Linked DNA regions of Homo sapiens: region 2 is linked to region 1. Evidence: chromatin loops called from intact Hi-C (ENCODE). Cell type or tissue: endothelial cell of umbilical vein. All regions are shown on one strand.

The links. Hi-C counts contacts between places; a loop is a spot of excess contacts. Peaks named below come from ENCODE experiments on the same cell type or tissue, not always from the same donor. Only the 100,000 strongest peaks of a DNase experiment are listed, where the experiment ranks them.
Region 2: a loop joins it to region 1, with 2.8 times the contacts of the local background. A loop is called at or near these places in 1 of 110 quality-filtered maps.

The regions. Positions count from the first base shown.
Region 1 is chr17:30,518,761-30,521,260 of GRCh38, reverse strand. GOSR1 (golgi SNAP receptor complex member 1) reads right to left here. Exons shown (of 9, transcript NM_001007025.2): 8 at 1,240-1,322. Among named protein-coding and RNA genes, the nearest start is that of GOSR1, 43 kb to the right of the region's middle. In endothelial cell of umbilical vein, no CTCF peak of the experiment used is centred here; a DNase peak (open chromatin) is centred at 1,360; H3K27ac peaks cover 1,703 bases.
Region 2 is chr17:30,697,064-30,699,563 of GRCh38, reverse strand. All of the region lies in intron 3 of LOC105371723 (a long non-coding RNA gene), which reads right to left. Among named protein-coding and RNA genes, the nearest start is that of CRLF3, 130 kb to the left of the region's middle. RefSeq lists an enhancer at 1-161. In endothelial cell of umbilical vein, CTCF peaks have their summits at 1,286 and 1,488; DNase peaks (open chromatin) are centred at 1,243 and 1,523; H3K4me3 peaks cover 292 bases.

The DNA.
Region 1 (2,500 bases):
GCAGTGAGCTGAGATCGTGCCACTGTACTCCAGCCTGGATGGTAACAGGGTGAGACTCTGTCTTAAAAAAAAAAAAAAAAAAAAAAAAAAAAAGAGAGAGAGAACTTATGGGAGAGATGCTTACAGAGCAGTAGAGAAGAGGTCACAAAGAAGAGTGGTGGTAAATTCTAATGAACAATTGAGAAAGGCTTTAGTGTTTTAAATCATCAGCTATCTGACTCACACTTCTATTTCAAAGTTTCAAAAGTTTCACTAAATACAAACTCTTAAATTCACTGATCAGCTTTTCTGGCTGGCAATTGAGTTCATAGTTTAGTAAAATGAGATAATGTATATAACAGCACTCTGTAAATTTTATAGCCCTATCTAAAATGTGATTTTAGACATGTGGTTTTATACTTAGGGTGACAAGGCAAGAACAAAATTCACAGTGGACTGGAGAATAACAGCACACATCAGGAGAGTCTTTTCCTTAGGCAAAGACATATCAAACTAAAAGTGAACTCAAATTATCTAGGACTACAAGATACTCAGCTTTTGAAAATTCTAGGTTCCTCCCCCTTTGGCAGTTGGGGAGGAAAGCTTTTTGCCTAGAAGGCTTGTCTTTTCAGAGGTTCGCTGAATGAAATGACTCAGAGTGCCAGGCTTTTCTGGTTCCCTAGTGGGTTTCTGGGAAGTATTAATAATCCTAATTTAAAACAGAAAACTGAAACATTTTAAAGTAGAGGTTACAACAAACAAGTGGAGAATGTATCCTAGAATTCAGCCTGTGCATAGAGTTACAAACTCCATCAGTAGCTATAGCTCATCTGCACGGGTGGCTGTCTCCTTCCTTCCCCCTTCCAAGCATCTGCCACTGACTTATCTCTAAATGGGAAAAACAACAAAGGCATATAATTTATCATGTTTAGGTAAGAATAATGTATAGTGTGGAGTTCTAACATGAATTTAAAAGCTTTCTAAAATGTAGAAGAAATTGGTGGATAATTTTTAAATTCACATTTATAATTTTTTTCTTCTACATCTAGTAGTAAGAAACTTCTGAGGTGCAGTCTTTTAGGAATGGTACTAAAGAGCATAAACTTTCACAAAGTAGGAATGCACAGTATATTCATATTATGCAATTACTGATGGGCTCTACTGCTACTGATGATGGCAACCTGCCCCCTATAAAAGCACACACAGACACTTCTCCCCTCTACCCTCAAAACACAGACTGCGAACATTCAAAAAGGATACTGGCCAAAGTGTTCATTTTGCTGTGAATTGACTTCAACATTCCTCTCTGTGAAGTCATATTTTCTTTTGTTGCCATAGCAATGCTGCAAGGGGAAAAAAAGATGACAAATCACCATTTAAGATTATCCTGCCTGGAACCATCATGCCTTTAAAAGTGAAAGAAAACTACAGTGAGCAACATCATCTTAGAAAGCACTGTGCCAGAAAATAAGGGGAAAAAATCACTTCCGAAGCCACTTTACCACTGCGCTTTTTCCAAATGACTCCACTGTTCTCTGATATCTTTTTATACAAGGCAGTAAGCCACTTCCTATGTTTGCTTCAAAATAACAAACAAAATAAGGCATAAACAGACAAATCACATATTACAAAAGCTTCTTAAAATTTAAAGTTTAAAAACTTTAAAAAGTTTAAAAAGAGTTTAAAAAGAAGCCAGCTACTAAAATATCTTTAATCAGGAAAAACTGTTGAAAGGGAATTATAATTATAAAAATAGAAAAGAAATATAAAATATCATAAAATGTGAATACACAACCAGCCCTTAATTTATGAAGAGATTATGTTCCAAAATTCTACTTGAGAACCAACTAGGCATGCATGCAACATTATGCTGGGTTTCCATGATGGCTGACAAAGGTCACAGACTCATTAAACGTGGCTAAAACAGCTGGGTGTGGTGGCTCACGTCTGTAATCCCAGCACCGAATTTGGAAGACCGAGGTGGGAGGATCACTTGAGCCCAAAAGTTCAAGACCATCCTGGGCAATGTGGTGAAATCCCAACTCTACCAAAATAAAAAATTAGCTAGACATGTGTGCCTGTAGTCCCAGCTACTCGGGAGGCTGAGGTGAGAGGATCAATTGAGCCCAGGAGGGGGGGGCTACAGCGAGCTGTGATGGAGCCACTGCACTCTAGCCTGAATAATGGAGCGAGACCCTGTCTCAAAAAAAAGAAAAGATTAAAGAGAAAAGAGAAAGTCACTTTTGGTCGAACACAATCTCTTCCCTGTGACTACCTTGATGTCCTGTTTAAAAGATCTCTTGAGTTAATATCCTTTTTTTGGGGGGGGTTGGGGGTTGGGGGACAGGGTCCTGCTCCGTCACCCAGGCTGGAGCCCAGTGGTGTGACTGTGGCTATTGCAGCCTTGACTCCCTGGGCTCAAGCAATCCTCCCACCTCAGCCTCCTGAGTAGCTGGGACTACAGGCATGTGCCATCATGCCTGGCTAATTTTTTTTTTCTAATTTTTAAATTATTTCTAGA
Region 2 (2,500 bases), 180 kb before region 1:
GAAGGGAGGAAGGAAGGAAAGAAAATGATAGGAATGCTGGTGTGCTCCTGTAATCCCAGTTACCTGGGAGGCTGAAGTGGGAGGATCACTTGAGCCTGGGAGTTAGAGACTGCAGTGAGCTATGACTGCAACACTGCACTCCAGCCTGGGTGACCGAGCGATACTCCTATCTCTTAAAAAATATATATTATTTATAGATTATTATTATTTTTTAATTATACAGGTCAGCCGGGCGCAGTGACTCATGCCTGTAATCCTAGCACTTTGGGAGGTCAAGGCGGGAGGATCGCTTGAGCCCAGGAGTTCGAGACCAGCCTGGGCAGCATAGCGAGACCTGGTCTCTAAATAAATAAATTATATAGTCAATTTGAGAGGGACCCAGGAGATTCGTGAGGTGATCACCACTGTCATGCAGGTGAGAGGCAGGTGATGGAGGCCCAGAACGGGATGCTGGGGGAAAACGTTAGGTTTTCGGCATGTCTTAGGGGCAGAGTCAACAGGACCCCTTACTTTGCACCCTCCTTGAACTCTGCTTATATGTTACCTCCTGACCACTCTATTGAAAATGCAAAACACAGGACCGGGCGCGGTGGCTCACGCCTGTAATCCCAGCACTTTGGGAGGCCGAGGCGGGCAGACCACGAGGTCAGGAGCTCGAGACCATCCTGGCTAACACGGTGAAACCCCGTCTCTACTAAAAATACAAAAAATTAGCCAGGCGTGGTGGTGGGCGCCTGTAGTCCCAGCTACTAGGGAGGCTGAGGCAGGAGAATGGCGTGAACCCGGGAGGTGGAGCTTGCAGTGAGCAGAGATCATGCCACTGCACTCCAGCCTGAGCGACAGAGCGAGACTCCGTCACAAAAAAAAAGAAAAAAGAAAAAAGAAAAGAAAATGCAAAACACAAAAATTAGCTGGGTGTGGTGGCACATGCCTGTAATCCCGGCTACTTAGGAGGCTGAGGCACAAGAGTCGCTCTAACCCGGGAGGTGGAGGTTGCAGTGAGCCGAGATCACACCTCTGCACTCCAGCCTGGGCGACAGAGCAAGACTCTGTCTCAAAAAAAAGAAAAAAGAAAACTGCAAACACCCCCACCCTCCTCACTCCCTTGATCTCCTCTCCCCTTTATCTCTCTCCAGTCCCAGAGACTGGGGGGGGGGGGGTCTCACTATGTTGTCCAGGCTGGTCTCGAACTCCTAGTCCCCACAGCATATCCTGACCTAGTTTCGTTTTCATTCATTTATCTATCTCCCTCACTAGAATACCAACTCCCCAGTCCAGGGATGTTTGTTTCTTGTTCACTGCTGTCTACCCGGAGCCTAGGACAGATCCTGGCACACAGTAGGCGCTCAGGAGAAAGCGGGGGAGTGGAGGAAAGCGAGAATCCCGGAAGCCGCCGGGTTCCAGCCTGAGCAGCAGGCGGGCGTTTAAGTGGAGGCGGATTCCTAGTTAGGCACCAGCTGGAAGGGGAGCCCGGCTGGGCTGCGCTTCCTTCCCCGGCCGCTAGGGGCCGTTTCCCCGCTGCTCTGCGGCCGCCAGGTGAGGGGGCCCCGCCTCTTCTTCCCAGGTGCTCAGGAGGGGCAGCCCGGGGAAGGGAGGGGGGTGAAGAGCGCAGAGCTGGGGGAGTTGGGGTGTGAGGGGACAAAGTGGGGGTGAAGGGAGAGAGCTGAGCGTGTTTGAGATGGGGACTGCTTAAAGGAAGGGAAAAATGCGTAGGGAGGTTGGGAGGTGTGAGAAGGTGAGGAGACAGCCCGGTGTTAGGGAGAGAGGAGCGGAGGGTTGAGGGAGGTGCGGGAAGATGGGTGATAAACTGGGGAGTCCGGGAAAGTCTGGCAGGCGGAAGGCCTTGCCCTGGTGGCTCCACTGGAGGAAATTTGGACCATGCATGGAAAAGACCGGGACGATTGAGGGGTGGGATTGGCCTGTGGGGTTGAGGATCCCAGGGAAGAAGCCCTAAGCTTTGCTGGACTTGGACTTGGCCAGTGTGTTCTGGGGAGGAAGAGGGATTTCTCAGACCCAGATCCCTCGGACCAGCAACGGGGAGGGACTCCCCCTTTGAGGAGTGCGATGTGCCTGGCAAGTTCACCAGCTAGCTTCTGCAGAACGTGTGGCCAGTAAGTGGCTTATTCAACCTGGCACTGACTCTGCCTCTCTCTCCTTCAAGCCTCAGGGCCAGGATTCATTGTGTAATGAATTGAGTGGTAAAACAGCAATGAATGAGACAGATCCAGTCCCGGCACTGGCCAGTCCCGGCACAAAGAAGGCTTCCCAGCCCTGGGGAAGTGACAGGTAAACTGAGGCAGGGACCTGCTGGCTTTAAATAGCAGTCCCCCTCATGGTGATCTGGGCAGAGACGACCACTCATATGGAGGCTCTGAGGCTGTTACCAAGAAAAAAGCCGGCAGTATCCAAGCTGCAATAGTGTGATAGGGAGTGGTGGGGTCTGCGGCAACCCAGAAATGCCTGCCAGCTCTAAAGGGATCCTGTGTTTGGGATTAAGGTG